Regions from separate parts of the Mus musculus genome. Here region 1 is linked to region 2. Evidence: chromatin loops called from intact Hi-C (ENCODE). Cell type or tissue: heart. All regions are shown on one strand.

What was found. Hi-C counts contacts between places; a loop is a spot of excess contacts. Peaks named below come from ENCODE experiments on the same cell type or tissue, not always from the same donor. Only the 100,000 strongest peaks of a DNase experiment are listed, where the experiment ranks them.
Region 1: a loop joins it to region 2, with 6 times the contacts of the local background. A loop is called at or near these places in 7 of 42 quality-filtered maps.

What each region holds. Positions count from the first base shown.
Region 1 is chr1:106,396,772-106,404,771 of GRCm38, reverse strand. No RefSeq gene overlaps it. Among named protein-coding and RNA genes, the nearest start is that of Gm41928, 120 kb to the left of the region's middle. In heart, no CTCF peak of the experiment used is centred here; a DNase peak (open chromatin) is centred at 3,751.
Region 2 is chr1:105,657,152-105,665,151 of GRCm38, reverse strand. Pign (phosphatidylinositol glycan anchor biosynthesis, class N) reads left to right here and starts at 1,476. Exons shown (of 31, transcript NM_013784.3): 1 at 1,476-1,652; 2 at 5,786-5,859; 3 at 6,146-6,265; 4 at 7,302-7,550. The coding sequence starts at 7,330. Relch (RAB11 binding and LisH domain, coiled-coil and HEAT repeat containing) reads right to left here and starts at 1,291. Exons shown (of 29, transcript NM_173187.4): 1 at 519-1,291. The coding sequence starts at 1,044. In heart, CTCF peaks have their summits at 1,827 and 4,932; DNase peaks (open chromatin) are centred at 601 and 1,381; H3K4me3 peaks cover 2,663 bases; H3K27ac peaks cover 2,109 bases.

The DNA of each region.
Region 1 (8,000 bases), 740 kb before region 2:
AATAGGAGTGTTGTGGGTGTGTACTGCTGCAGTGGGGCTGCTCTTTTGCTCAACTCCCTTCTATCCAGGACCAGCTTAGGCCCCCACTTTGCAACAAATTTACATTTACATTAACTGTAAATTAAAGACAGGATGATTACACAGTGTTGGGAAATGAGACAAAAACAAACTGAATTTGGAGCAGAAAAAAAAAACAGGGAACGGGAAATTTTTCTGTTTCCCCAATTAGTGGCAGTAGTTTCAGAGGTCCCCGATAATGTTGGGCTCTAGGGTGCCACTGGGTGGCCATTTTGATTGATTAAAGGTTATGACAAATTTGACAGCAAAGGCAGGTATGTTAAGAGGCCCTTAAGTAGGGCGCTAGGCAGAGGGGTCAGTAGTTCTTCAAGGGCTACCCAAAGGGGAGCCAAGAAATATGGAGGACACAGAGGAAGGGAAGAAGGTAGTCCATGGCCTGAAATCTAAGGTATTCTGGGACTCAAGATGATCAATTGAGGAAGTTACAAGCCACAAGTGGGCGGTCACCTCACTGGACCAAGGCCAGAGCTAAACTACCCTAGGAGACTCAGCACCTGGTACCAGGACTTTTTAATGAACCCAAAGGGTGGAACCTGAGGCAAAAATCCTGAAGCCTCACCCAAGGGAATGGTCAGAGGTGGTGTCAGCAAAAAGCATCAGCCATAGCCTTCAAGACCTGGCTGGGGTTATCTCTGCTATGATGTATTTACAGATGAAGCCTAGCATGACTGTCCTCTAAAAGCCCTACCAGCAGCTGACTGAGACAGACACAGATGCTCACAGCCAACTATTGGACTGAGGTTGGGAACTCCTAAGGAGGAATTAGGGGAAGAATTGAAGAAGCTGAAGGGAAGGACGACCCCATAGGAAGACCAGCAGTCTCAACTAACCTGGACCCCGGGGAGCTCCCAGAGACTGAGCCACCAACCAAAGAGCATACATGGGCTGGTCTGAGGCCCCTGGCACATATGTAGTAGAGGACTGCTTAATTTGGCCTCAGTAGAAGAAGATGTGCCTAATCCAGTTCCCTAGAGGAGCAACAAACCTACCTGCCCATGCACACTCATCTCAGGCTCACAGCTTCCATGAGTCATTGTTGTTGATATACACACCAACGGAACAGGTCCTAGAGGCCATGGTTAGTTCAAAATGCAGGCTAAGCTAACAAGCCCCTATGACGAGACTGTTCAGTGTCAGAATTCCAAGCCAGGCCTTCAATAACGTGAGTAGAATTCCTGGACCTCCCAGTTCCCAGAGTTCCCTGAGGTCGTTGCTGAGGTATGGTCATAGTTGCTCCCTGAGAAGGCCTTGTTATGGGCCACATTGTATCTTCCATCCAAGTTGACATCACTTTCTTTGAAAGAGGGTTGGCACCAATGAATTAAACAGATGAGGTCACATTAAGCTAGGGCTGGGCCCTATTTCCATATGACCACTCTTCTTGCAAAGGGACATTCATACACAGAAGCATGCAGGGAGGAGGTCATGCATGATGATGAATTAAAGCAGAGCTCGGAACAATGTTCATTCAGGCCAACGAACACAAAAGACCGCCGGCAGCCTCCAGAAGCCAGGGAAAAGCCTTGGCACAGAGGTCTCCTTGCAGCCCTCGGACACTGGTCCTATTGACACCCTGACCATGGATTCACCTCCAGGGTGGAGAGGCACTGTTTTCAAGCCAGTCACTGGTTCTCTGTTACAACTGCCCTAGTGAACCAATGAAGTTCTAGTGCTGTCCATTCCCAGGCACTTTGCCCTCCTACCCTTCCATCCTTCTCAAGTCTCTTAGTTGCTTGGGTACATAGTTTTTCTCTGCTGGTGCCAGCCTGTCCCCCTTCCCTCTAACATCCCCTGGAGAATTGAGCTGGTTGAGAAAACAGTTGATCAGCAGTGCCAGAGGTACGACCTTGAGAGCAGTTCTCCCGAAGCCATGGTTGCAGACATGCCCGGCACCACCCATCATCCCCTGCACTGGGACGCTATTCCCACAGTACACACTGTTTAATATGGCTTGCATCTCAAATGCCCCCTACAGGCTCCTGCAGTACCCAGCTGGTTGCCCTGTTTCAGAAGGTTCTAGAACCTGCCTATTTGTGAGTGCTAAGCCTTTGAGAGTTAGAGCTGTTTGATTTTCAGGTCACCAGGACATGGGAAGCTGTCACTTAACACCTGTTGCAACAGTTAGTTCTGACCAGCTGCCATGACTTTGCTGCTATGACGGCCCAGACTCTCTGTAATCATAAGCTGAATAAACCTCTCTCTTAACTGCTTCTGCCAAATATTTTGTCCCAGGAACAGGAAAAGCAACTGATGAGTGAACCCAGAAGATGGCCCGACCCATAGAAGCTGAGATAGGCAAGTAAGTTATGCCAGAGCCTCAGAGGAGTGGGGATGCTGACATTGCTTTGGGCTTCTAGACTCCAGGACTGTGTCAGAAACCACACACTTGTATTTCTTTGTTTCAGTACCTCTTGGAGACCAAGAAGAGATCTGCCCACAGTCCTTCTATAGCTCTTACCTCAGAGAGTCTGCTGGAAATAAGCCCCACATACTGCCAAACCTGTTGATGGGCTGTCTCAAAATGGAATGCATCATATACTTCAGGTTGCTTGATAAAAATAGATACATGCTTGCATATAATAATGCTGGATAGGTTCATGAGCATCAGTATACATGTGAGTTTGCTCTCAGCATTTTCAGGAAGGGGGATCATCGTATGACCAGACAGAAGCCACTGTCTTCCACCTACGTGTATGCATCCAGCTTAAGATAGGGTTTCCTTTAGCAGCTTAACTCTGTTCTCATGTTGGAAGTGGATTTTGTGCTGGAATCAATTGTTAAAAGGACAGGTAAGGTTTCACCTTTTAGAACCAATGGCTTCCCAGAAGCTGTGTGCTTGGCCTTTTTACCGAGGTTCTGGTGATCACCGTCAGCTTCTTGTGTGTGGAAGGCAAGGAGAGGCTGGCGGAGTCATTGCTGTTCCATCAGAGTTTAGGATCTTGTGTCTGTCACTGAGCTTTAAGGCAGGACAGAAGGAGGGAGAGAAGGAGGGAGGGAGGGAGGGAGAGATGGCAGAGGGAGGGAGGGGGAGGGAGGAAGAAGAAAATTAATTTTCTAAGCCCGTGGTAAAATATCTGGAATCTTGACTTCAGGTAATAATTTTCCAATGACTTTCCCAATTTATTTCCTCAGCACTGCCTTGAAGATGTATCCAGGCAGAAGAGTTGGTGACTCAACGTTAGCTCACCACAGTCATAAAAATGACTGATTCTCATGAGCACAGACACTGGATAGCCCTCCTATCCGTGCACAGAAGATGTTGCGATGAGGACCATAGCCTCCTGCCTGACTCCCCTCCAAACCCCTGGGGATAAAAGCCATGAGTATCCTGGAAGCTTAGCTCAAGTCCGCAGACATGCTGCTCTGTGAAAGGACAGGTACTTTTGCAAGCCTATTGTGTGAGCAGCTGCATGTCTATAGAAACTAATACGGTGATTCATTGTTCTGCTGTAAGCTTCAATATTTGACATAAATTTTGTCAAGGCAACCTTTCCCCCTCTGCTTCCGCTTCTAATATTTAATTGTAACACATTGTGGTTGCAACAAGCTGAAACCATTGAGATTAAAAAATGAGTTGTAAAAAAAAAATGGAGAAACACATTCTTTGTGGTGAATACTAATCTTGCAAAGCATTTTATTTCCGGGGAGGCTGCCAAGAGCAAGTGTGGAAGAGTCGGTATTGAAATGACTCATGGCATCTGCAGCCTCGGGAGGTCAGAGGAGCAGACAAGGAGAATAGTCAAGGGCTTGCCTTGGAGGTGGAAGAACACTCCATCGAGCAGACAGAGCAAAGCTATGTCTGGAAGGGAGGATTCCCAACCTCCACACACTGGGTCAGGGCACCTTCCCTTTTCTGGATTAGCTTCCGGCCCCGTGGAACATTCTCCTCTCTTAAGTCAATCAACTCTGCAAGACTGGATTGCTTACTCTTGGTTCACTGAATTCTGGTGGGCTGTCTTAGAAATGACCCCTCTGCCGAGCCTGTGGGATCTTCTCAACCAGGCCTGTGTGGTCACTCACCTTCTGAGGGTACTGGGGACTGTAGGATGGAGCCTGCCTGGAGGAGCAGGAGGTGGATGGACTACAGCAAGCCCAGCTCAAATGGAGCAGAACAGAGCACAAGGCCCCAAGATGCTGAGGAGCTGCAGGGATGCTGAAGAACTTGGTTCTCCAAGCAAACAGCAGCTCAGCCATCCTGTGCCCACCAGCCGGTCTGTGGACTGAGCACATTCCCTAAGAGTACAGAATAGGGAGAGTCATTGAACCCTTACCTGGGATTCCAGCCATCTGTCCTAGCCATTTGTTTGCAATTCTTCCCTAATTTTATGTGGCTTGGAGTACATAGACTGGGGACAGTTGACTAAAGGAAGCTGTATCTGTGTGACTATTGGGGACACCACCATCCATGCTGGGTGAAGACTGCAGTGTAGCTGTTTTGGGTCACCCAAGCTCCTATATACAATCCCTCACCCATGTTCTGTAGGTAAGGCCAATAAACTCCCTAGTTGAACTTTGGTAGAATTACATATATCTTTGTCATTAGAACTTTATGGGGATGTAGATGTTCGTTATGTCTCCATTGAGCAAGAATTCACACAGCTGAGGCAGGGGGTGGGGGGCGCAAGGTAGGTCCAGGAAAAAAGAGAAAGGAGGGAAGTCAACTTAGGTGTCTCCTTTCAGCTTCCTTAGAGAAGCCCAGACCATGTCTGAGCAAGGGCTGGAGGCCCAGAGAGGTTTAGAACTTGTGCAGAATGGGAAAAGACATCTAGGTCAGGTTTAAAAGTGGCCAAGCAGCCCTCAGACACACCGAGGACCTGCTCCAAGCACCTCAAGTGGAGGTACAGATGCTGGGGAACACACATATCTGCAGGATGAGCCTCTGGAGCCCTTGGGGTGCATAGGACCATGGGTAAAGCAACAAGGAGCCCCTGTCAGTGGGGCCAAGGAGGTTGCAGGGGTGCAGTGTTACTGTCACCGTAGGGATTTCCCCAGTAACACAAACTTTCACTCTGGCCAAGGAAGAACATGGCCTACCTTAGTGGACAGCTTGAGGGACATTGAGGCTGAGGACATTTTGGGGTAAATGGAGAGTATCGAGGTCACGCAAATAGAAGGGCAGGGTGCGAGGCATGCTAGAGAGTAGCAGTGGGAACTGCTGTATCCACTTTCTTCAAGGGCCTGACACGGAAAGGTAAGCAGAATCAGAACCCACCTATTTGGGAACAGCTGTGAAATGGCTCACTGGGTGTTTGCTGTGCAGAACAGCCTGGCACTTCCAGCCTTCTGTGTTCTAAGAATTCAGATCCATGTGAGCTCTGAGTACAGGAGTTCTGCCTGCTCTTCTGTCCTTTCTGGTTGGTGCTGCTGGCAGAACTGGAGGTGGACACAGTGTAGTTAAGGGCTCTTCATGCAGGAGGGAGGTCATCTGGGCAGCAGAGTATGACATCTGTTCCTTCCCCAGAGGGAGAAGTCATTCTTATCCCTCACAGCACAGTGTGGTCCCCAGGGCAGGGATATCAGGCAGAAGCATTTTTAGTGGTCCTGCTGTGGGATGAGCTTTGGGCAGCTTGCAGTCTCTGTCTGGGTCAAGTCCAAGGTCTTCACTGACCGAGTGTTTTCACTCCAAGTGTGAATGCACCTATGGACACACATGTCTCTCCAGATAATCATCATTAAATGTGTTCCAGTGTTTGCCCTTGGGGGCTCATCTCAGGCACTCCACCTCTCCACCATTTCTACAGAGTGAGTGCCCAGTGGACTTAGGGAGATGCTCAGCTTATGAGGAAGGCTAAGGAGCCTTGATCCTAAGACCTTCAGAAGAACAAAACAACCACCCCCCATCCCATTAGGCTAAAACCCCATTCCTATACACCAGCCAGATGAAGCAAAAAGATGCATAGACATACACACACAGCATGAAACACACACACATACACACACACATACACACACACCAGCAGCATAAAGCACAGATGCACAAACACACACACTTTGAATTTTTTGAAACTTTAGCTGTACTCTGTTTTAGAAAAAAAAAAGCATCCCAGTTAACTGTATTCAGTTATCACTGTGCAGAAAATATTCAGTTATCACTGTGCAGAAAAGAACAGCAATATTGATCAAGAAATATCAAACTCAACTGTTTTCCATTTGTAAGGGTAACACTATTAAATATGTAGGGCAATATCTGTATGGGTTTGGTTATAGAAATTAGGAAAGTGTTTATGAAACAACAATACTACCCTACAGAATACTCAGCTTGCATTCTGCCTGCAAAGAGGAACCAGGTGAGCTTGATGTCATGTCATGGGATGCTGAGACTAGAGAGGCAGAAGAGAGCTCTCTGGTCCACATCAGCAGATTTGCCGCTTACATCACTTTCTTTGCTTTCCTAACATTCCATCTTGTCCCTAGTTATGCGGAAGGAAGCCAGAAAGAACATGCCGAACCCCTGCCCATTGTAATCTGAAGAATACAAAGATGGATTTTTGTTGTGAGGTTCCTGTGTGTACAAATAGCTCTAGGGAAACCAGGAATGTTAAATACACAGGGCTGTCTTTTCAAGGAAAAAATATGTATAACCTGTTTTCTACCCAGAAGGCTGGGAATGAAGGTGATTGATTGCTCAATAGCCTGGTGATCTGTATTATCTATCATGTGCAGGTCTGGAGGTGCTTAGTAGTAAATGGCCTCTGCATTATTTGTATTGCCAGGGGTGCTCTTAAGTTTTCACAACCAGGACCAGAGGTAGCTAACAGCAGAAATGACATCTACACTATCTGTACGACTGAGACCATATCAGATCCTTTGCTAGGCCTTTAAGATAATACATGTAGCCTATCTCTAGAACCCATCTTCTTGGAAGATGTGGCATGGATTTGAGTTGAGTTTCCTTGTGCTCATGAGACTGTATTACACCAGAAATTGTTTTTTTTTTTTCCAAATTATTCTGTGCTTGAATATGCTGGCAATCAACTGCTCAGGGTCACACTCTAGAGGTTGGGGCCAGCACCATCTAAGTCATACTGAACCGGATTCCTTCTTGCTTCTAGCAGATGGGTACTCTGCCAGTCCTGGTGGTCACAGAGACTCCCACAGAATTTCAACTGATAACTGGAGGGCTCAAAGGTGAGAATGACATGCAGGTGACATTATCATAGAAAAGGAATGTATGTATTTACCTGTGATAGGTGGCAGGTCCAGTACACGATGCGGCTCCTGGGAGTTATGGATCATCTTACAATGAGATACTTATAGCCTGCTGAGGCATTCTATAGGTAGTCATCGAAAGTATGGTAGATCAGGAGCCAAATAAAAATATTGCTTGGCTTAGTCCTAGCTTAAATACAACTCTTAATCCCGAGCTGGTTCCAGCATACCCAGGCATTATTTGGGAGGCAGTCTTAAGAAGACTTGGAAGTAAGTATTGGTGCATTCAAGAACTGGACATGGAACACTGAAAAAAGTCCCAATTGCCATTTTGATGCCCTTTAAACAGACAGGACTACTCGTTAGAGGAAAGTCCAAGTTCACTGGAACAAGGCAGAAGAGCAGAAAGTGAAAGATTTCAGCATGATGATAGAAGATCTTTCTGTCCTTAGAGAATCAGAATAAGTGAGGCTCCAGCTTAAGCAGGAGGGAGACCTTTCTTGAAGCATTCTGTTTGTGTTCTTTGAGCAAAATGAACCAAAGGCCAACAAATGCAATACATATTATTTATATGTACATTGAGGCCAGGAAACAGAACAGTAAAAAACAGGGCTTAAGGGCCATTTGCCCATTTCTTCCTGATGTGTTCAATGTCTTCAAGAAGGGAAGAGGGGCATTTTGAGGGGAGAGCATTCTGCTTTCAGACATTTATGTATATCTAGTATCAACACGGCGCTGGCTTAGACCCTCAAAGCGTCTCAAGATCATACCCC
Region 2 (8,000 bases):
TCATTTCCTTCTTTTTATTAGCATATATTAATGATACAAAATAATGGAAAAGCAAAGACAAAAGATCTTCAGTGGATTGAACTTCAGTACAGAGGGCTGACATTTCCTGTTTGTTCTTTTTCTTGAGTCAAAGAATTACTAAGAAACATTTTATTTCCTCGTAGTGTGATTCAACAGCCTGGGGAAAAAAGGAAAACTGCCTAGAGAAAAATGCCCAGGCAATAAGGAAGCTTTCTAGAGTGCCATAATACTCAATAAACTGGAAACCCTGATGTTATAGGTCCCAACACCAACGGGGAGCCAGGAGCTGTACAACACCTGCCAAAGATCGGAAACCAATGCAAAGAAGAGCTACAGCAGGATCTTTCTGTTTGCAGTACACAGGACACCTCGCATCTCACTCAACATACTCTCCCTTCTCAAGACGACCCTAGACTCAGTACCCGCCCACAATCCCCTTCAGCTGCACTCCAACTCTAATCCCCCATCTGCAGGTGTGACAGGCGACGCCTACTTACTGAGCTGTCCTCCGCCCGACGTCGTACTCGGTTCCCGACCTCCAGCGCCTCCGACGATGGAGGCGCCAGGGATCCCGGGCGCCCCCATCCCTGGGGGGGTCCCACTCTGCCTCTCGAAGTTGCCAGGATTGGAGAAGTAATCGCGCAGTCGTGGTAGCTCGCGGCCGCTCTCCAACAGCTCGGTGTGCAGCTCCAGGGCGGTCAGCAAGTATTGATCGCGCAACAGCTGAGCGGCGATGGCATCGATTGACAATCGGGCAGGGGTCTCCCCGCTGCCCCCCGGAGCCGCCGGGGCGGCGGACATCTCCACAGCGAGCCCCGGCCGCGCGCTGCTTCCCAGGGCCATGGGGTCCTGTGGCGACAGGGAGCCTGCAGAACCAGGATCTAGGCCGACCCCGGCACCCAGCCGAAGTCCTGCCCGCCGGTCCTCGGTTGCCGCTACCTCGTCGTCGTCCTCATCCGAATCACTGAGGAAAGGATTTACTCCGCTACCACTGCCACCACCTCCGGGCGCCATCGCCGCCATCTTATTCTGTCAGGAATGTGGGTGCTTCCCTGCTTGGCCCGACAGGCCCTCAGCCTGAATCCCCGTTAGGTCCCGAGAGCCGCCGACCACCTAGGCAGCCCAGGCCGACCGCACCTCTCCTCACCTAGAGCCTAGGCCGGACTGGGAGGCAGGAGCCCGGTATGCAGCAGCACCTCCCGTCTCAGCCGCTGCTGCACCAGTAGCCGACTCTGCAGGCGTCTTCCTGGTCCCTAGTCTCGCGAGAACTGGCTTGGTCCCATCTTCGCCCCGCCCCGTCCCCGCCTCAGCCCCACCCACCTCTGGCCTTGGAGTGGCAAGATCGAAGGAACCGCTCCAGGCTCAAACATAAGACCCCGCCCACAAGCTCTCGAGGATTGGCTGGAGTTACAGGACCTGGCCAGAGAGTTATCGCGAGAGCAGCGAAGGCCTGGGGCAGGTTGGGGGCGTTCCCTGGAGCAGTAGAGGTGGAGGTCGCTGAGGGGTACGATTTGGCTGTGGTTTTTGAGGGTTGAAGGGAACCCTCCCGACATCTTTCACCGCCCTGGGTCCTGCCTTCGTTCTGAGGAGGTCCCGTTCCCAAGACTGGGCCTGAGCCGGATAGTTCTCAGGTAAAGTCCCGGGACCCTTGCACTTAAGGTGTTCCCACGCCCGCTTCTCCCTTCACGCTTCAGTTTTTTGTCGCTGTTTGCTGTCACCGCCCAGATAGCAAGTGCTCTGAGCAGCGGTCAGAATCTGGCTTCTTTGCTCTTCCCTAGTTTCCCAGCCATCTGCTCTCTCCCCTGGAGATCTGGCGACGGCATGGCCTCCTTGTGGTTAAGGAGGGCGCCTTCCCGCCCCCTCCGTCCGGGAATAGGACTTAGAAAGCTGAAGGGTGCAGATAGAGCCTGGACGGAAGTTGCAACATTTGAGTTTCGAGATGCCTTTACACTCATCTGTGAACAGCCTGGTCTTGGACGACAAACTAAGTAATATGTAAACCCATGGAAATTAACATACACTTTACATCAAAGGAACTTTTCAAACTATCAGCGCTATCTCTTCAGTACAACTAAGTTGTCTGGGCCGCTTCAGTGGCCTGGTCATGTCCACTGCACTAGGACACATTCGTTGGAACAAGTATCACCTATCTTTTGTCCAAAACCATTCTTTTCCACAATCCCCTGAAACCTTGCTAAGTCCATTTAGGCTAGAATCGAGGTTTTCTTTATGGATCAATCAAATTTTAGCGATTTAAAAAATTGTACTCTGTAGAGAGATTTGATGGCCTTTATGAAACATTTAGCACATAACTATACTCGTAGGTTTGGAATATCATTTATCCTTTATGCTATTCCTTGATTGTAGTTTGAGGTGATAAGAAGTTTCCCTGTCGCTATTAGACTCCTAGCCCTCATATCTTCTATTTTGTTAAACATAGAATGCCACTTTTTCCTGGTTTTAGAATTAAGTTCTTATTAACACCAGGTCCTAACAGACAACAAAATAAATAGCCAACAGTGCTAACCATCTGCTCTGATATATATAATGAAGTATCTCCTTTATCTTTGTGGAAAATAAAAATAGAGCATTGTTATATGACCTCAGGTCTGGTTACCGGTTTACATGTAAAGTATCCCAGCAGTTAAGTGTAGGTTTTAATTTCAGTTTAATCAGTCTCACAGGAAACTAAAATTTCATTTGAATGAGGCTCTGAAATGCTTTCTTTGGTTGGTATTACTATATAGTTATTATTTGGGCTTTTTAACAGGAGCTTTTAAAGTATGTTACATGTGATATGAAGGTGGGAGGGGGAATACTGGAGGTTGGGGTGGGTGGTTTAAATGAGCATAGGAGACCGGGAGATGGGGAGAAAGTTAGCCCAAATAGTAAAAGACCATAAAGACCCTTGCTACATTGTGAAGCAATTTAAAAATAGTGTTAGTAGTAAGGATTTTTTTTTAAATAAGACTTTTAGCTTCCAATTCGTTGGACTAAATGCTGTACTGTGCTATTTATTAATGAATCTGGAAAAAAATCCTCAGTAACATGGCAATAGTATAGAATGAGCAATATTTTAATGTTTCACATTTCTTAGCAAAAGGGGGTATCAGTTCTAACTTTGATATTGTCAAAGAGATTAAAAATGTAACCAAATTTTGGAATGGAGGATTAGTGAATGGCATGGGAAAAACATGAGCAGAAATGTGTATTTTCTTCTTCTTTGTAATGGCGATGCTTAGAAATATACTTTTAGGGTGCCTGAGGAAAACTGCTCTTAAAATAATAGAAGGGCACATCATATACATATCATTTATTGTGAGACGTTGAAAATGTTTGGACCTAAATTCTCCCATCTTCTCTTACATTCATCTGCCCAGAGAGATAATGAAAGTACATAGAATTGTGAATGTTCTTGCCACAGTGCCTGGTAGCTGGTTGGCAGCAAATGTTAGTGTGGTCAGTGTCTTAGTTAGGGTTTCTATTCCTGCACAAACATCATGACCAAGAAGCAAGTTAGGGAGGAGAGGGTTTATTCGCCTTACACTTCCACATTGCTGTTTATCACCAAAGGAAGTCAGGACTGGAACTCAAGCAGGTCAGAAAGCAGGAGCTGATGCAGAGACCATGGAGGGATGTTCTTTACTGGCTTGCTTCCCCTGGCTTGCTCAGCCTGCTCTCTTATAGAACCCAAGACAAACAGCCCAGAGATCGTCCCACCCACAAGGGGCCTTCCCCCTTGATCATTAATTGAGAAAATGCCCCACAGCTGGATCTTATGGAGGCATTTCCTCAACTGAAGCTCTTTTCTCTGTGATAACTGCAGCCTATGTCAAGTTGACATACAAAACCAGCCAGTACAGTCAGTTAATCAATGAAATACTGGATACTGAGGACATTTGGCAGGTTTTTGAAACACGGGTATCAATGACTAGCAGAGCCTGTGAAAGTTATGTCAGTAGGGCAAAAAGAGGCAGCAGCATGAATTTAGGGACTGAATTTGAAAGCACAAATTAAAAATAGGTTTAAAAGGTTTGCCTTTGAGTCTTAAGTTGAAAGTAGAGTTTAGTGGCTGACCTACCATCTGGAGTGCTTCTAGTTCCTATCCTATAACTAAGGGCTTGTTTGTCTAACTGCAAGTTCTCAACAAATCAGCTGAACCATCTTCCCATAGGGTACTTTGCCTCTCAGTATCATGCTTGAATAGTTTTAATGCACACACTGGGATATTAAGAAATTCTGCCCTCTACTTATAATTTATTAATAGTTGTTGGAAAATGTCTTTCTTCTTTGGAAGACTGACCTAGGTCAAAGTCTTTAGGGCTGACATCTTACCTGAATAAGTAAGGATAGTCATTGAAGTTTGTCTCTTAACAATAAAAATAGAAAAGATAGGGTTTTTCTCCTAAATACTTAAATCATTTATATATTAAAATTATTTTAGAATTCCATAGTCCTAAATAACCACAAATAATATAAATGCAAAGTTTGTTTGATTTAGTGTTTGATATTTTCTAATACTTTGTTAGTTTTTAATTTATTGTGGTGTATATCTCACGGATATAAACTATATTTGTATAGGCAAATGCATAGGTGTGTTTTAAGTTTTAATAGTTATGCACTTTTTTGGAAGTTTTTGGAAGTTTCCAAACAACTATGTTAGTGAAGTTTTCTTTTTTAATAATTGTGAATAAGAAGTGATTACATTTATGAAAAAAAGTTATATTGCTGGAGAAAATGTGATAGTGTATGTGAATAGTCATACTTCAAATTACTGTAACTTCCTTCATATATAATAAATTACTTAATCATAAAACATTGGCGTTTGGGGGTTTATTTTGAAAGTATCTTTGAAGCTTAACACACCTTATCCAGGAAACCCAAAGAGAGAAGCAAGGCGACCTCTAGTGACTATTTCACATATTGCCATTGAAATGTAATCCTAGATTTGAGCAAACATGATCATTGCATAGTAATGTGATGGATGCGGATGATGACCTTTTCTGCTGTCTTTGAATTATAGTGAAATGACAAAGGCAGACATTAAATCATCAAAGTCAGTTATGAATAAACCCATAAATCTACCACTGAGCTAAATCCAAAGCTCCACAGATATTATTGTATTTAATCACATAGATGCTATTAGTAGTCAAAAATTGAAGACAAAAACTACATCAGTGTTTTCCAGTTTAGGATTTGTTAGTCAAGATTCATTTTAGGGAAAAATGTGGTAATGGGACATGATATATGGGAGGAGTTTGTTTTTAAGAGAATAATAATGTATGTTCAAGGAAAAGCGAATGCTGGGGCCCACAAGATGACTCCGTAGGTAAAGGCATTGCTGCTAAACCTGAAGACCAGTGTTTGGTCCCAGCATTGCCTTCTGATCTCCACATTTGTGCAATGACATGCATATGTTGCACACACAAAAGCACACATAGTTGCACATATATACACACAAGCATGCATACATGCACGAACAAACACAAAATGTAATAAAACATTTTTAAATGTTAATATCTATTTTTTAAAAAGTATACAAATGTGTTTGCCTCCATAAAAATAGAGATAAGATAAAATTTTTAAAGAAACTATTGACAAATATTTGCTTACGACAGTGGTTCCCAACCTTCCCAATGCTGTGACCCTTTAATATGTTGTAGTGACCCCAACCATAAAATTATTTTTGTTGCTACTTAATAATAACTAATTTTGCTACTGTTATGAATCATAATGTAAATACCTGTTTTCCAATTATTTTCAGTGACTCCTGTAAAAAGGTCGTCTTACCCCACAAAGAAATCATGACCCACAAGTTGAGAACTGCTGACTTAGAAGGTAATAGAATCCTGGCTAATTTTTTCTTTATCTCCATTAATAATATTTAGAACACCATGTTGGTACCCACTGTGTAGGCTAATGATGATATAAACTAGGAACGAAGCCAACATTACACTGAGAGATTAGATTTGAAATTGCATGTGTTTACTAAGGAATCTTCAATACTCTGTTCACCCTTAGAATAAAAAAGGTGTTTTATAGTTTGATCTTTTGGTTCATTTTATTTTTTCTAATTTGTTTGTATTTGATAAGCATATTTTAAGTGCCTCTTTCCTTTTTACAGGACATTCTCCATCCTTATGATAGTTAATTCTTCAGACCAGGAAGAATAAGATATGTCCATAATTCTTATCTTTCATATTTTCAAGATCAAGGTCATTATTTGTATCAAATACTGCTTCAAGTAAGAAATTCTAGTGTTTTCTTTCTTAATCTGTAGACACATTTACCAATAAAAACAAAACAAAAGACTGGGCTGGAGATGTGACTCAGCCGTTAAGAGCACTGACTGCTCTTCCAGAAGTCCTGAGTTCAATTCCCAGCAGCCACATGATGGCTTACAACCATCTGTAATGGAATCAGATGCCCTCTTCTGGTCTGTCTGAAGACAGCAACAGTGTACCCATATACATAAAATAAATAAATTTATTTAAAAAAAAACCAAAACCAAAACAAAACAAAAGACTGGCTTGAAAAAGTTTTATTGTCACTTTGATCTTTGAGGTGTAATGGGACCCTATCGTACAGTATTATTTAAACATTTCAATTTGCTTGGTTTTCTTTCTTTAGTATTTGTAAGCTCATCAGACCTCTGATAGCCTTTCTTGGTGTTCTTTTCTAGGGACACACAATTTGTATTCAATGAATAAATAAACCTTTTGGTTCAGAGAAATAAAGTGTTTATTTACAGAGTCCAGATTTTCTGAAGTACAGATAGTTTAATTTCTTGTGTGTAACTCAGCAAAATGGATAGAATGTGCGTTAATATTCAAGAGAGTCAGACAGTTTCCCCTAAGATGATTACCAAAGTTAAAAAAAATTAACTCAAGAAATTTAAAGTTGTAATTTAATATATTTAAATTCTAAGAGTAGGAAGTGTTGTGTGCACAACCAAGAATGTCCTGAATTATATATATTTTTGCTATTTAGGATTTCCTGTGAATGAGCCTAACTAATTTTTCAGTGCCTTTTATTTTGGGTTCCTTTGCTAATTTTTGATAGTTTACTAGGTAACTGAATTTGTTATAGTTTATCAATCCTAATTGAACTCTTTCTTTTTGTTTGGTGTACTATAACATATATTTTATTTCAGTCTTAAGTTGTTAAACAATGTTTATTGTTACCATTGTAAATGAAAGGCAAGTTGTTAGTTGTGTAGTATCCTGCCTTGACTGATGTTTATAAGGAAGAAAGATCCTCATCAGGTGTGTCTGTTTCAGCTTCTCTTGCAGGTAGCCCAGTGTGGATATGCTGCTGTTTTTTGCTTTGGGATTGCTTATCCATTTTGTGTTCTTCGCTTCCATCTTTGACATTTATTTTACATCTCCTTTGGTTCATGGAATGACTCCCCAGTTTACACCTTTGCCTCCTCCAGCAAAAAGATTAGTGCTATTTGTTGCTGATGGCCTGAGAGCAGATACTCTTTATGAATTAGATGAAGATGGAAACTCCAGAGCACCTTTCATTAGGTAAAGATGATGTCGGGTTCAGGGGGTGTGTCTTAGATACATTAGCTTCAGTTTGAAAAGGGATTATGTTATGAATTGATGACCATCAGCTTGCTATTGACCATCTTTAAAACTTTTTTAAAACTTGTGTTTTGGTTTGTTTGTTTGTTTGTTTGTTTGTTTTTAGAGACAAGGTCTCACTATGTAGCCCTGACTGATCTAGGACTTGTTCTGTAGATCAAGCTGGCCACAAACTCAGAAATCTGCTTGCCTCTGCCTCCCAAGTCCTGGGATTAAGACCATGTACCTCCATGCCTGGCCTTTATTTTTTTTTTCCCACTTTAAAATTACGTGAATTTTTTTTCTTACACACATAACTGTGGATGTGCATATTGTAGAATTTTTAGGTTTTTTTTTCCCTGAACAATTTGAAAATATGACAATGTGGTATTTCTCCACCAAACACTATAC